2 separate regions of the Homo sapiens genome follow, and region 1 is linked to region 2. A link is an interaction called in ENCODE POLR2A ChIA-PET data of the cell type or tissue named here. Cell type or tissue: OCI-LY7. All regions are shown on one strand. Each heading gives the region's core, and the rest is flanking DNA. Links, peaks and the distances in the headings are about the cores only. Region 1 has its middle 49 kb from the start of LINC01095. Region 2 has its middle 71 kb from the start of ZNF827.

Region 1 (8,509 bases), core at 373-8,372, 64 kb before region 2:
AGAACTTCGACTCCACAGAATGAATTTAGGAATGTAGTGTCAGCCTTTCCTACAAACGTCGAGGATTTGTGTAGTTTCATGTCAAAGGCTTTACATTATTTTAACATTTCCTTGAATTTTGTTTTTTACCTCAACTAATGGAAGTGAGGAAGGGTTGAGAATTTATCTATTTGGTGAACTAAGAAGCTCTGTAGGTAAAGGAAATACAGTATGAGCACTTCGTGGTGTTATTTCACAGTGCGAGAAAAGCATTTGCCTTTACACAACACTCAGAGGAAAAGGAGAGGCATGTGAATCATGCAACTCTGCTGCAAAATAAATACGACATTGGCAACAAAATTAAACATAAAAGTTAATATTAATTGCTTAATGTCAAGGTAAGACTTTTTTTTCCAACAAGGTGCTGCAGCAGTACAATATGTTTAAATAGTCTCATTAACATCACATCACAATAATAACCAGCAGCATAGAAGAGAGACTGGAGACCATATTAATAAAAAAGTGAAGATGGCATGAAGCTGGAGGGATCATAAATGCGGAAAGAATTGAATTAAAATTCATAAAATCATGACAGATTGGAGCAAAGAATGAGATCAATAAAATGAGTTTAATAATGATAAATATAGAACAGTTATCAGAAGACAGTAATGATTCACTGTGTAAATTAAATAGAGGGAATGTGTTAGGAAGTAGTACAACAAGGAAAAATATGATCGTATATAGGGTGATTATTTAAAAAGACTTTATCAAAATAAATTGGGTACTTAGGGCTCGCATGAGCTCTTTGTTTGTTTGAGGCCTATTACTTCACACATACATCCTCTCAGTTCAGACTTGGACTTGGTTCAGATTTTCACAGTGGGGTTGGGAAGGCTGTACAGACAAGGTGGTATGGTGTGGAGAGATGAAGGGTGGTGTTAGACAATGATTAGTTGGGAAGAAAAGAGAAAAACTGGGGCACCCATGAGCTTACAGGTAGGGAGTACACCTGAGGAATGCTTATATCAGAAGAGGTAAGTCTGACACTGCCTCTCTCCCATGTAGTTACAAAAGTTGCCACCTTGGCCTTCCCCGGCATGGGTCAGCAGTTTGTAAAGGAAATCTAATATGCTGAGTTATCTGTCTGACATTCTAAATGAAGACTTTCCAGTGAAATTGTTTTGTCCGGTTTTGGTCCATTAATAATCAGCCAATTGATGAGAAATTCCTGGCTGACTCTCTTTTCATCCTAGCACTGTTTATTTAACTCAGTGAATTTCAAATCCGCCGATAGCTGATTCAGCGGAGACCTGTTTTTCAAATACTGATTCCTGGGCCACAAACCCAAACCTACTGAATCAGAAATGTTTAGGGATTGGGCCCGTGCATTTTTTTTTTTTTTTTGTCTGCCCAGATGATTCCAATGTGGCCAGGTTTGGAAATGAATTGAGCTGATATTCATAACTTTCATTCAGAGTTCTTGGAAATCTAATTTGTGAGGTTGCTAAAGCATTGTATTAGATTTATATTTATCTTATACATGAATTTGGTAGAACTTATAAAAATATCCCTCTTGCCTTATTAAAAGTCTATGAGAGTAGTTAAACAAATTATTTGAATGAATAGAAGCATCAGCATAGGCACTATCTATTAATTAATTTACTGATTGATGAGGATAGGCAGTGATGATAAACAGCTGAAATATGGAGCAGAATTTATCACTTTCATCACCTTTAATGACTGTTGACGTCAATCATTTCACTCAGCATGAAATGGACCTTAGAATTTACTGCTTGTTTCTTGAGTACTGAGATGCTGAATACTCAAGGATCTAGGGAACTGTAATAAATATAAAGGATTTTTCATAGGCTGATTTCTTATAGCTAGTTTCGCTTAAAAGCTCTCATGAAACTGCAACCAAATATTGGCTTTAAAGTACGAAGAACTGATGGGGGAAAAAAATCTGTGACAATGACACATAAAAGTTAGGGCAAATCACTTTGACTTACATATAACTACATTTCTCTTTCCACAAAATGAGGGTAATAGCAGTTGGGAACTCTCAACTTCACAAGTTGAATTAATAGGGTAATAACTATAAGCTCACCTGAGCTATGCTGAGCCAAGAGCTCTTAGGAGAAATATGTCAGATTAAATTGGTAGTACATTTTAAAGAAGAGATGTAAGAGTGTCAAAAGTCATTACTAAGTATCTACTACATGTCATTTTTTTTTTCTTATTTAGATAGGGTCTCCCTCTGTCATCCAGTCTGGAGTGTAATGGTACAATCATAGCTCACTGCAGCTTTGACCTCCTGGGCTCAAGTGATCCTCCCGCCTCAGCCTCCCGAGTAGCTGGCATCACAGGCATGCACCACCATGCCCAGCTAATTTTTAAATTATCTGTAGAGATGGGATCTCCCTAAGTTGCCTAGACTGTTCTCAAACTCCTGGGCTCAAGTGATCCTCCTTCCTGCCTTGGCATCCCAAACTGCTGGGATTACAAGCATGAGCCACTGTGCCCAGCCATGTGCCATGCATTCTATAAAGCACTGTCTCATAATATATTTAGTTTTCTGAAATACTTATTAATAAAAACCCTGTATTTAGACATTCAGGGTCTTTTTAAATTGAATTCAGCACTTTGGGAGGCTGAGGCGGGAGGATCACTTGAGTCACTGCATTCCAGCCTGGGTGACAGAGTAAGAGCTTCTCTCAAAATATAAGATAAAATAAAATGGGAACCAAATTTGTCGGGGGAACATACATTATTTTATTTAAGTTCCTGTTAAGAAATGTCTATAGGGATCAAGCCAGTTTGGCTGGAGCCAGATGAGCTAGTCTTGAGGTCCTTGGGGATGCAAAGTCCTTTTCTGAGATAAAAACCCTTGTATTATCTTGTTGGGAAGAGGGGCAAAGCTAAATCAAAGGGTCTTATTAGTGTTAGTAAAAGTGTATTCAGGCCAGGCGAGGTGGCTCATGCCTGTAATCCCAGCACTTTGGGAGGCCGAGGTGGGCGGATCATGAGGTCAGGAGATCGAGACCATCCTGGCTAACATGGTGAAAACCTGTCTCTACTAAAAATACAAAAAATTAGCTGGGCATGGTGGTGGGTGTCTGTAGTCCCAGCTACTCAGGAGGCTGAGGAGGAGAATGGTGTGAACCCGGGAGGTGGAGTTTGCAGTGAACCAAGATTGCGCCACTGCACTCCAGCCTGGGAGACAGAGCAAGACTCCGTCTCAAAAAAAAAAAGTGTATTCAGAAGGCAGTAGATTCAAGGAACAATGGGCAAGTTGATTCACAGAAATAAAAGCAGGAGCAGAAGTTTTCCTTGACCATTCTGGGCTAGAGTGAGGGAGATGAGACAGACAATAATTAATAAACATGATGCACTAGTAAAATGTGTTAAAATGCTAAGTGCTATGGTAAAAAAATAAAGCAGAGCAAGGGACTTTAGGGGTGTGTGTGTGTGTGTGTGTGTGTGAAGGAGTGAATTACAAATTCAATAAAGTGGTCTGTTTGAGCTTCACTGAGAAAGTGACATTTGAGCAAAGACTTAAGGAGGTGAGGGAGTTAGCCTGGTGAATATCTGGGAGAAGAGCACTCCAGGCAGAGGGAACAGCCAGTGCAATGGTTCTCGGGTGGAAACATGGCTAGAGTGAACTAGGAATAGCAAGGAGGCCAGTGTGGTCAGAAGAGAGCCAGTGAAAGGAAGCTAACAGGAAATGATGCCAGAGAAGTAGCATGAAGTAGGTGATGCAGAACTTTGCAAACCATCGAAATGAGTTTGGCTTTTAATTCATGAGATTAAGCCATTGGAGTGAGCAGAGCGGAAGAGGAACATCTGGCTTAGATTTTAAAAGAATCCTATTAGAGTTTCTGTCATGAGAACAAACTGAAGGGAAAACAGTGGAGACCAGCTAGGAGGCTACTGGAAGCAATAGATGATAGTGGCTTGCAGCAGGATGGTATGGATGTAGGGATGTGTGAAATGGTTGGAAATCCAGATTCTTATTGAAGGTAGAACCAATAGGTCTTCCTGACTAATTGGGTGTGGGATGCAAGAGAAAGAGAACAAGAAAACGCTTGCTCCAAGTGTTTGTCCTGATCTACTGGAAGGAGGTGTTGCCATCAACTGGGATGGGAGAAGGCTGTGGGTAGAGCACATCTAGAGATGGGGAACATCAGGAGCTCAGCTTGGGTCATGTTGAGTTTGAATTGTCTATTGATCATCCAAGTGGAGATGTCAACAGTTATAGATTTCTGGACTGTAAAAGAAAGCTCTAGGCTGAATATATAATTTGGGAGTTCCTTGCCTTACAGATTAGGATTACCAGATAAAATATAGGAATGTAACAAAGTTCAATTTTCAGATAAACAACAAATAATTTTTTAGGATAAATATGTCCCAAATATATATTAGGTAATGGATTTAATTCCCTGATATAACTATTAGTAATTATTGTGGTTATTATTAATAATTAATACAAATAATTATTCATAACATAATTAATATTGTGTATCATATGTAATATTTGGGATACTTTTATAGTAAAACATTTTTTGTTGCTTATCTGAAATTCAAACTTCACTGACCATCCTGTAGCTATATTTGCTAAATTGGGCAGCTCTAACATAGTTGGCATTTAAAGCAATGAGTAAATGTGATTACCAAGGAAGTGAGTGAGATGGGGAATTAAAAAAGATCAATTGCTCAGCCCTGGATCACTCCAACATTGAAGGCCAAAACTGATAATGGAGCAGCCGGGAACTAGGAAAAAAACTCCAGAAAGTGTGTTGTCTTAGAAGATAGTTAAAGAAGGTATATTGAAAATGAAGGAGTAATCAACTGGATCAAATGCCACTGATTGGTCAAGTAACATGGGGATTGAGAAATGACCACTGGATTTAGCAACATGAGCATGACTCAACAAGAGAAGTTTCAATGACTGTGAACAAAAATAAAGAAAAATCTAATTAGTGTGGCTTGAGGAAAAAATAGGAAGAGAAGACTTGGAGACAGTGAACATAAAACAACTCTTTTGAGAAGTTCTTGCTGAAAAGAAAAGAGGGCTGGTGGGAGAAGTGAGATCAAGAGAAGACTCGAGGAAGAAAAAAAAAAAAGATGGGGCCAGTAACAGCCTGTTTGAGTTCTGCACTTGTCTCCAGACCAGTGGTTCTCAAATTTTCCTTTCTTTAATTTTGCGTGTGTGTATTTCATTTTATATTACTTTACGTTATTTTTATTGTGGCAGAAAAGAGGGCTGGTGGGAGAAGTGAGATCAAGAGAAGACTTGAGGAAGAAAAAAAAAAAAAGATGGGGCCAATAACAGCCTGTTTGAGTGCTAGACTTGTCTCCAGATCCGTGGTTCTCAAATTTTACTTTCTTTGATTTGTGTGCTTGTGTTTCATTTTATATTACTTTATGTTGTTTTTATTGTGGTAAGAACACTTATGAGATCTACCCTCAACAATTTTGTAGGTGCACAATACAGTGTTGTTAACTCTAGGCACAATGTTGTACAGCTAGAACTTACTCATCTCGCACAGTGAAATTTTATACGCATCGAACAGCAACTTCCCATATCCCCTTCCTCCCAGTCCCTGGCAACCACCATCCTACTCTACACTTCTAGGAGTTTGACTATTTTTGATACATTATTTAAGTTGAATCATTCAGTATTTGTTCTTCAGCGCCCGCTTTATTTCACTTAACATACTGTCCTCCAGGTTCATCCACGTTTTGGCTTATGTCAGGATTTCCTTCTTTATCTAAAGAGCTAAATACTATTCCATTGTATGTATATACTGCAAAGAAGAAGTGGTTCTGATACTTCAGTGTATGCCAGAAGGATTGTGATAACACAAATTGCTGTGTTCCAGCCTTAGAATTTCTGATTTAGTAGGTCTGGGATGAGACCCAAAAACTTGTATTTCAAAAAAATTCCTAGGATATAACGGATGCTGTCATTTAGGGATCACATTGTGAGAACCATCTAGATTTTGCCCTGCAAATAATGTAAACTCAAAATACCTGTTACCACCCGTAAAACAGGATGGGACCAATGCCAAGATGCTCAAAATACCCGACTTTCACATAGAGGGTCTCTCCTGGCTGGGGTCTGGCCCAAAAGTGGACCCTAATTGTGAATGAGAAGTATAAATATTATCCTAAAAAAAAAAGTTAAAAGTCTTGCTTAAATATGACAAGACTGTGAAAAATAACAGAAGCATTACATTAGAATTTCTAAAGTCTTTTCCATTGAAATCAAGAATAAGAAAACCATGCTGCTTTTACCAGCATTATTCAACATTGTTTGGAATGTTTAGATAATTAAACTAAAAGAAAACAATTGGCACGTGTATTGTACAAAAAAGGTAAAATTATATATCTTTGTGTGTAATAGAGAAGAGAGAAAGCCTAAGATTTCAATAAGATAAATACTATTACAATTAAAATAACTTAATAAAGTATCTCAAATCAAGATATAAACAGTACATGAAAATCATTGGTCTTTCTCAATATAAGCAATAACTAGACGTGGATATAGATTTATTTTTTAAATAACTCATAAAAGCATTATATGTTACTTAGAAATACATGTAAAACCATTATGTATTATTTAGGAATGCAAACATATTTTTAAAATGTTCAAATGTACAGGAATCATACACACTGGCTTCTAGATACTAGTCACATCTCTAGAAAGGGGGAGGATGAAAGAATGTCATCACATTCTATAACTATGCCAAAATGTTAAAATCTAGTAAGTATGAGAGGAGGGTACAAGTTGCCTTGAATATTATGTTTTATACTCATCTGTATATTTGAAATTAATAATACAATTTTACATTTGAAATATCTTCTTTAAAATCATAATAAAAACAACAATAATGGCTAAGAAATGTTTTTAATAGTTAAGTAAATGACCCATATAAAAAAAACTATAAAGTCATTTTTAAAGACAGAAAACAAGATCTAAACAAGAGGAGAGACTTGCCAGTACTCCAGAAAGGATAGTGTTAATGTTAATCCTTAGAAAAATTAATATATAACTGTGATGCAATTCCTGTTAGAATCACATTGAATTGTGTCTTGGTCCCTTTGGGCTGCTATAACAAAATACTACAGACTGGATAGCTACTAAACAACATAAATTGATTTTTCATAGTTCTGAAGGCTGGGAAGTCCAAGATCAAGGCACAGACAGACCAGTGTCTGGTGAGAGCCCATTTCATGGTTTATCTACGGCGCCTTCTTGCTGTGTCCTCAGTGGGGGAAGGGACAAACAAGCTCCCTTGGACCTCTTTTATAAGAGCACGAATCCTTTTTGGGAGCTCTGCCTTTGCAACCTAATTACCTCCCAAAGGCTCTATCTTTTAATACTATCACTTTGGGGGTTAGGATTCCAACATATGAATTTGGAGAGGTCACAAACATTCAAACCATAGCAAGTCATTTTACAAAACTACATGAAATGAATGTAAAGTTTAAATGAAAAAATAAATCAGCATCCAAGAATAGGCAAGAAAATTATGAAAATAAAAGACAGAAAAGGAAGAATTGTCCTACCAAATATTCACCCATATTATAAAGTCACTGTAATCAAAACAACATTAAGAGATGAATAAAAAATGTATCAGTGGATCAGAAATTGATCCCAAAATAAATGCAATTATATATAAGAATTTGAAATATGGAAAGGGTGCTATTTCAATTCAGTAGGAAAAGATTGATTTATTTTTTAAATATAAACTGGACATCAATCTAGAAGAAAACAAAACTAAATCCACTATCTCATGTTATCCATAAAAGTAAGGTTCTGCTGGTTTAGAAATTTAAATATAAGGAATAAAGAATAGGAACAGCAATGCACAAGAGAGAAGTAAATATTTGTTTTATAATATTATGAAAATACACTTAATGTCATTAGACCTCAGGAATAAGCAAGCTGAATAAACTGTGGTTTTACCAATAACTTGGACTGTGATGTTGTTTTAAAAAAATTGAGCCAGAGCCTCACTTACTGAGACAGAGAGATGAAAAAAACACATTGCTTAACTGTGATTTTTTTTATCAATCAAAAAATACACTACACATGAATATGCCAATTTTTACAAGTCCATATGAGCATAAGAAAAGATATGGACCAAGGTACATCAAGCTGTTACCATTGCTTAGTTACGGGGTGAGGATGGAAGGGACTGGAAGAAGGTTATTAATGTTGTTTTTATGTATATTTGGATCTATATCACTTTGTAAGATAAGCAGACTTGTTGATGTAATTAAAAATAATCATTTAAAATATTTAGATATATTGAGAAAATAAAAACAAAGGAAGAAATGAGTTGGTCTTAAGGGAGTATAATGACCATTATCCTCGAGTGGTGGTCGAAGAAAGGAGAGGATGGGGAGAGATTAAATAAACTAGTTATTTACTGAGAACTTGTTAAGCACAGACAGAATTCCTGGGGCCCAGAAGGATACACGAAAAGGCACAGACCTTACTTTCTATTTGCATAAAATCTGA
Region 2 (8,509 bases), core at 371-8,370:
TGGCTGGGCGCAGTAGCTCATGCCTGTAATTCCAACACTTTGGTAGGCTGGCATGGGAGGATCACTTGAGCCCAGAATCTGAGACCACCCTAGGCAACATACTGGGACCCCACCCCTACAAAAATGTTTTTAAAAATTAGCAGGGTGTGGTGGTGCGTGCTTGTACTCCCAGCTACCAGGAGGCTGAGGCAGGAGGATTTCTTGAGCCTGGGAGGTAGAAGCTGCAGTGAGCTATGATCATGCCACTGCACTCCAGTCTAGGCAACAAAGTGAGACCCGGTCTCAAAAATAACAACAAACTTTGTCTCCTCTTACTGACACTAGCCCCATTCAGATGGCCCTACCCATAACATTGTGTTTGTGTATGTGCATGTGTGGGCATACAACCGTCTGTGTGGGCTCGCTTGAGGGTAATTATTTTCTCTTCATCATCATGTGTTTACACAAAGATGTGAGCTGCAGCAAAAGCAGCATAGAACAGGTTGAGTTTAGTAAGAGCACTTTAATGGTAATCTTAAATTATTGAGTTGAAATTTAGCAACGTGGATACAGAAGTAAAAAGAGTGTTGACCGACATCAGTTTTTTAGTTTGGGGCTGTTTCCAGAAAGCTTTTCTGGGGCATTCCTCCTGAAAAGTCCTCTTTAAAAGATAGTTTCCTTATCAAATAAGCTCGGGAAACCCTTCTAGAGATTCAAAAAAACATTACCCATTGCAGGTTCTGAGAAGTCTTGCAGTGTACAAACAAGCAAGCAGGCTTCAACCCAGAATTTCCCAAACTAATTTACAATAGTATTATTATGTTATAATAATAGATAATACTTACTTGGCACATACAACATGCCAGTCATTGTGTTAAGCACTGTTCATATGTTTACTACCTTCTTTAGTCCTCATAGCAATGCTATAAGGTAAGTACACTTATCGCCACTTTAAAGATGTGGACATAGAAGCTGTGAGAGGTAAAGCCTCTGTGCAGGCCAGGGAAGGCTGGCTGCAGTGCCCATGCATGAGCTTACCACTACACCACCACCAGTTCTTTGGAACTTCATTTAAAAAAAAGTTATCCTGGCGAGGAGCGGTGGCTCACACACTTTCTGAGGTCAAGGTGGGTGGATCACTTGAGGTCTCAAAAAAAAAAATTATCCCATGAGTATGCTTTAGGAAATATTGGTTTAAGAAACTTGGATTGCAAATGTATCAGTAAAAAGAAACAGTGTATGAAAATGGAGAGGACTGTTCTCCATGTTCCTTTGTAGAAAACTGCTATGAGGGAAGAAGATAATTTCTGACCCAGTATCAGTGAACTGGGCTGCAGTGAATGTTCTGATCAACTGTGAACCACATAGAGTAGGATATGATGATTAGCTGGAAATTTATACAGTTTTTAATCACAAAAAAAAGGTTTTGGTTAATTTGTTCAGCAGCAATTGAAAAAAAAAATTGGGGGCCTTTGAGTTCTTAAGACTGGAAAATAATAATAATGACTTCTTAAAAACTCTCTGACACATTTCTTGGAAACTTCAAATGATTGATCACAAATTATTCCAAAATACAATTTAAACTTGATGTATTCCTTTGAATTCACATATGATCTGCTTGGCCCCTGGACCCGGCTTTAACCTAGCGAATTCTGTTGAAGAAGGGTAATAATAAAAATGTATCAGAGACCACGTCTAGGGTTTAAGTGTGAACATCTATTTGATCTGTCTTTCAATTCATTTTCTCATGACTTCTAATTGCATCTGAGAGTGAGGGGAATGGGCCTGACAGAGTATGCCTACCCAACTGCAGAGTTTGGCATCAACATTACATGAACTGGCATGATTGCAAAGTACTCAGGATTTTCTTAGAGTTGATAAAAGTCCCAGAAAATCAGGATTGAAACCACGAGACTATTCATCACAGTAATAGCCATTTCTGCAAAAAATCCATATTGACCTAAATGCCAACAAAAGGAAAGTAATTAACTAAATGATAGTACATTCAAGTTCATGGGATATTATGTAACCATTAAAAATCAAGATTGGAATATTATTTAACAATGTGTAAAATGTTCATAATAAGATTTTACATAATAAACCTGAGATATAAAACTATATGTACAGGGCCATGCACAGTGGTTCATGCCTGCAATTCCAGCATTTTGGGAGGCCAAGGTGGAAGAATCATTTGAGGTCAGGAGTCCAAGACCAGCCTGGGTAACATAAAAAGACCCCATCTCTTAAAAAAAACAAAAAACAAAAAACTTAGCCAGGCATGATGGCTTACACCTATAGTCCCAGCTATTTGGGAGGCTGAGAGGCAGAAGGATCTCTTGTGCCCAGGAAGCTTGGGGTTACAGCGAGCCATGATCAATCTGCACTCTACTCTGGGCAAAAGAGCAAGTCCCTGTCTCTAAAACAAACAAACAAAACCTATTAGTATAGTATGTCTTCACTCTATAAAACAAATCTTAACATGTCTAATATACATACAAAAGAGAATTTCATCAAAATATTAAGGGTGGTTTGGAACACTGGGAAACAATGGAATTACTACGACATATTTCTTTTCCTGTTAATCGTTGCCTTTGGTCGTCCTCAATTTTTAAAATAGTAAAATTGTTCTATTTTTATGACAACCATTACATTTTATTTTTTAAAAAATCAAAACAAACAGATATCAATCTGGATGTCTGAGAGATATAAAGTTAGTATATTTTCTAAAATGCTAAAGTAAAGGTATCTGGTTTAATATACTTTTTCCTGAGGCCTGTGGAACAATATGGTTCTGGATTTAATTTCTAACTCCACTGCTTACTATCCAAGTAACATTGAGAAAGGTTTATTTTCTCTTGTCTCAGTTTATTGATCTGTCAATTGCGACTGATAATAGGATCTTCCTTATAGGGCGGATGTGAGGATCAAATGAATCTTTACAGGTGCAGCACCTACAATTGTGTCACACATAGTAAGTCCTTGAAACACGATGGTTGCTGCATTACTTCTCTGTTATAGTTCTATAAAGTCTTCACAACTGTGACAGGACATAGCAGTCTGTCACGATCTGAAAGATATATACAACTTGTAGATAAAATGCAGAATTTTTGTTTTTAACCCAAAAGCAGCCTTGCAACTTGAGTCTTCTGTGTGATGAAGTCTACCCCGTTCCACAGAGGAGAACAAAGCAAGTGGCATCATTCAGTAGGGTATCTAAGGAGGTCTTTTGCCTAGAGCTAGTAGAAATATTCTTTGTAAGACAGAGGGAAAGTATAGACACCATTATGATTTATAATAAATGCTTTCTAAAAATTTACTGTGGACCAAATTTTGGAGAAATTTTGAATTCAATAAGTTAATTTAGGATGAAAAGAAACATTGCAGGATACCTATTATAGCATAGTTTCTTATAGTGCAAAATTGGAAACAATCTAAATGTACATCAATAGCTTTATAAATGAGGGCAGAGCTTCCACCTGATGTGCTTTGTCCATTGGTGGGCTGAGACTGGGGTGCAGGTGTGCTGAGACTGGTCATTTCTCTTCTCAGAACAACTACCAGAGGTCTTATTCAGTAAGAATTTGTCCTTGGTTTATCCCACTGTGCTATAAATACACAATTTTCATACAAATTTGTGTGTGTGGCATGACCTGAAAGGGTGGGAGCACAAGTTAGGGTTCCTGGGTAGAAACAACAAAAATCAAATCTGAACAACTTATTAGAGGTTCTGAAAGACTTACAGATCAACAGGTAAGATCAACAGAGATCTGAAGCACCAGTTTGAAAATTGAGCTAGTTCTGAGAGCCAGGGAAGCAGAAACCATAGCCAATAACCGGTAGTAAGACTGGTTTAATCAGGACATGCCTGCCTGGGATGAGAGACTTTCTGATACTTTCCAGTGTTTTTCTTTGGGTCACTCATTTAATTTCAAAATTCCAGCCAAGAACATCTGATTGAACTCTCTGACAGTGTCTAGGGCAGGGAGAAGAAGGATTGTCCCCTTTGATTACCTGAGTGAGAGGCAGACATGGGATTTAATGTCCCACCAAGAGTAAATGCAAGAAAACTAAAGTGCTGATCAAAACCAAGAAATTCCAGCAGAGCCACCATGCTCTGCAGACTCTCCCAAGGGCCTAAGGATGGCCTGCCGGGTACCTGCTGCTACCAGCAAAACCACCCCTGCAATTGGTGGAGCCATTACACCTGGCCTGCAGAGCCTCAAGAACTGAGAGCTGGCCTGCCAGGCAGCCCATAGACCCAGAAAAGCTACAAAACTGCCTCCACAAGCAGCTACAGTCTAGGCCACTGAGGCACTCACAGACACTGATGACATTGATTGCAGCCAAACAAATCACATGGAGACTACACTAATTTGCCCACCCAGGACCAAAGCTAAAGCACCCTACTCAACCAATACTACAGAACTCATATGGAAAAGACTTTCATGTAAATGTAGCTACTTAAGCTAATCCATAAAGTTGGAAGAGGGGATTGTTCCACTGCATGTGCAGATATCAATGTAGGGACACAGGAAGCATTAAAGAGCAAGGAAACATGACCCCTCCAAAGGAAAACAATAATTCCCCAGTAACAAACCACAAAGAAAAGAAAATCTGTAAAATGCCTAAAAAGGAATTCAAAATAATGATCTTAAGGACACTCAACAAGACACAAAATAATACATAGACAATTGAACAAAACAAAAAAAATCATAATCTGAATGATAAACTCAATAAGGAGGTATATATCATAAAAGAAACCAAACAAAAATCTTGGAAATGAAGAATTCAATGAATGAAATACAAATATAATTGAGAGCTTCAACCATAGACTAGATCAAGCAGAAGAATTTCTGAACTTCATCTGAAGACAGGTCTTTTGAAATAACCCATTCATGCAAAAAGAAAAAAGAATAAAAAAGAGTGAAGAAGGCCTACAGGATTTATGGGACATCATTAAGCAAATAAATTTTTGCATTATGAAAGTTCCAGAAAAAGAGATAGGAAAAAGTATAGAAAGCCTATTCAAGAAAATTATAGCTGGCCAGGGGTGGTGGCTCATGCCTGTAATCGCAGCACTTTGGGAGGCTGAGGCAGGTGAATTACCTTAGGTCAGGAGTTCGAGACCTGCCTGGCCAACAAGATGAAACCCCATCTTTATTAAAAATACAAAAATTAGCCATGTGGGGTGGTGCATGCCTGCAATCCCAACTACTTGGGTGGCTGAGGCAGGAGAATCACTTGAACCCAAGAGGTGGAGGTTGCAGTGAGCTGAGATTCTACCAATGCACTTCAGCCTGGGCAATGGAGTGAGACTCCAACAAAAGAAGAAGGAAGGAAGGAAAGAAGGAAGGAAGGAAGGAGAAAGGGAAAGGAAGGGAAGGGAGGGAGGAAAGAAGGAAGGAAGGAAGGAGAAAGGGAAAGGAAGGGAAGGGAGGGAGGAAGGAAGGAAGGAATAAAGAGAAAGAAAGAAGAAAGGAGAGAGAGAGAGGGAGGTAGGGAAGAAAGGAAGGAAGGAAGAAAGAGAGGGAGGGAGGGAGGGAAGGAAGGAAGGGGAAAGGGAAGAGAAGGGAGGAAGGAAGGAAGGAAAGAAGGAAGGAAGAAAGAAAAAGAAGAAAGAAAGAGAAAGAAAGAAAGAAAAGAAAAGAAAAGAAAAGAAAGAGAGAGGGAGGGAGGGAAGAAAGGAAGGAAGAAAGAGAGAGAGGGAGGGAGGGAGGGAAGAAAGGAAGGAAGGAATAAATAAAGAGAGAGGGAGGGAGGGAAGGAAGGAAGGAAGGAAGGATGGAAGGAAAAAACTTCCTAAGTCATGGGAGAAATATGGACTTCTACATTCAAGAAGTTCAAAACTCTAAAATAGATTCAGCCCAAAAGTGTCCTCTTTGAGGCACAATTTAGTTAAACTTTTAAAAGTCCAGACAGAGAGACAATTTTAACAACAAGAGAAAAGCATCGAGTCACATGTAAAGGAATCCCAATTATACTAAAAGAAGATTTCCCAGCAGAAAGGTTACAGTCCAGGAGAAAATGGGATAATATGTTCAAATCACTGAAAGAAAAAAAAAATTCTACCAAGAATGCCATACACAGGCCGGGCGCGGTGGCTCATGCCTGTAATCCCAGCACTTTGGGAGGCCAAGGCAGGCATATCACAAGGTCAGGAGATCAAGATCATCCTGGCTAACACGGTGAAACCCCGTCTCTACTAAAAAATACAAAAAATTAGCCAGGCGTGGTGGCGGGCACCTGTAGTCCCAGCTACTCAGGAGGCTGAGGCAGGAGAATGGCAGGCACCTGTAGTCCCAACTACTCAGGAGGCTGAGGCAGGAGAATGGCGTGAACCTGGGAGGCGGAGCTTGCAGTGAGCCAAGATCGCACCACTGCACTCCCGCCTGGGCGACAGAGTGAGACTCCATCTTAAAAAAAAAAAAAATGCTATACACAGCAAAGCTATCCCCAAGAAAAGAGGGAAAAATAAAGCCTTTCCCAGATAAGCAAAAACTGATAAAATTCATCACCACTAGACCAGCTCTACAAAAAATGCTTTAAAAAGTCCTACATTTGGGAGCAAAAGAATATATACCATTAAGATAAAACACATGAAAGTATAAAACTCACTAGTAGAGAAGAGATACAAAAGAGAATGAGAAAGAAAGCAAACCTCATTACTGTGGAAAACCACCAAATCATGAAGATAAACAATAAAAGAGGAAGAGGTTGGGCACAGTGGCTCACGCCTGTAATCCCAGCACTTTGGGAGGCTGAGGTGGGCAGATACCTGAGGTTCGGAGTTCGACACCAGCCTGACCAACATGGACAAACCCCGTCTCTACTAAAAAAACAAAATACAAAATTAGCCGGGCGTGGTGGCTCATACCTGTATTCCCAGCTACTTTGGAGGCTGAAGCAGGAGAATGGCTTGAACCCAGGAGGCAGAGGTTGCTGTAAGCTGAGATCGCACCATTGCACTCCAGCCTGGGCAACAAGAGCAAAACTCCATCTCAAAATAAATAAATAAATAAAAGAGGAAGAAACACAGAATACACAACACAATCAAAAAATAACTAACAAAATGACAAGAGTAACTCTTTACCTATCAATAATAACCTTGAATATAAACAGATTAAATCCCCCAATTAAAGTATATAAACTAGCTGCATGATTAAAGAAACATGACCTAACTACATGCTGCCTACAGGAAACTCACTACACCTGTAAAGACATACATAGAACAAAAATGAAAATATGGCAAAAGATATCCCATGCAAACAGAAACCAAAGGCAAACAGGAGTAGTTATCTTTATGTCAAATACAACAGGCTTCAAGTAAAAAATTATAGAAAGAGACGAAGATGATTATTATATAATGATAAATGGATCAATTCAGCAAGAAGATATAATAATTGTAAATGTATGTGCATCCAACTCCAGAACACTTAGGTATATAAGGCAAATATTAGATTTAAAAGGAGAGATTACTTCAATACAATAAGAGTTGGAGACTTCAATACTCCACTTTCAGTACTGTACAGATCACCTAAACAAAAATCAACAAGGAAATATGAGATTTTAACTGGGCTATAGACCAAATAGATGTATCAGACATTTACAGAACATTTCATCCAACAGATGCAGAATACATATTCTTCTCATTAACACCTGGAACATTCTTTAGGATAGACCATATCTTAGGCCACAAAACAAGTCTCGGCAAACTTTTAAAAATGAAAATCATATCAGTATCTTTTCTGACCACAAAAGAATAAAATTAGAAATCAGTAAAAATAACAACTTTGGAAACTAGACAAATAAATGGAAATTAAACAATATGCTCTTGAGTGATCAATGGGTTAATGAAGAAAGTAAGAAGGAAACGGAAAATTTCTTGAAACAAATGAAAATAGAAACACAACATAACAAAACCTGTGGAATACAACAGAAGCAGTACTAAGAAGGATGTTTATAAAAATGAACACCCACATCAAAGAGGTAAAAGGATTTCAAATAAACAACCTAGCAATACACCTAAAAGAATTAGAAGAGCAAAAACAAACCAAACCTTTGCAAAATTAGCAGAAGAAAAATAATGATTAGAGGAGAAATAAGCAAAACTGAGACTAAAAAAAGTTGTTTTTTGAAAAGATAAACAAAATGAACAATTAGCTAGACTAAGAAAAATTGATTCAAATAAATGAAATAAAAAATGAAAAAGGAAACATTATAACTGATGCCACAGAAATATAAAGGAACATCAGAGACTCTTATGAACAACTATATGCAAACAAATCAGAAAACCTAGAGGAAATGAGTAAATTCCTAGACACATACAACCTACCAAGATTGAACCAGGAATAAAAAATTTGAATAGACTAATACCAGTAATTAGATTTAATCAGTAATAAAAAGTCTCTCAACAAAGAAAAGCCCAAGATCAGATGGCTTTACTGCCAAATTCTACCCAGGCTTTTAAAGAATAACTAACACCTATTCTTAAACTGTTTTAAAAAAAGCAAAGTAAAGGGAATTTTTCCAA

The links. ChIA-PET counts read pairs that join two places held together with the same protein. Peaks named below come from ENCODE experiments on the same cell type or tissue, not always from the same donor. Only the 100,000 strongest peaks of a DNase experiment are listed, where the experiment ranks them.
Region 1: POLR2A ChIA-PET joins it to region 2 with 5 read pairs; 3 of 35 experiments call an interaction of 5 or more read pairs at or near these places.

Annotation. Positions count from the first base shown.
Region 1 is chr4:146,068,947-146,077,455 of GRCh38, reverse strand. No RefSeq gene overlaps it. Among named protein-coding and RNA genes, the nearest start is that of LINC01095, 49 kb to the left of the region's middle. In OCI-LY7, for the core only: no CTCF peak of the experiment used is centred there; a DNase peak (open chromatin) is centred at 3,726.
Region 2 is chr4:146,005,408-146,013,916 of GRCh38, reverse strand. No RefSeq gene overlaps it. Among named protein-coding and RNA genes, the nearest start is that of ZNF827, 71 kb to the right of the region's middle. In OCI-LY7, for the core only: no CTCF peak of the experiment used is centred there; no DNase peak of the experiment used is centred there.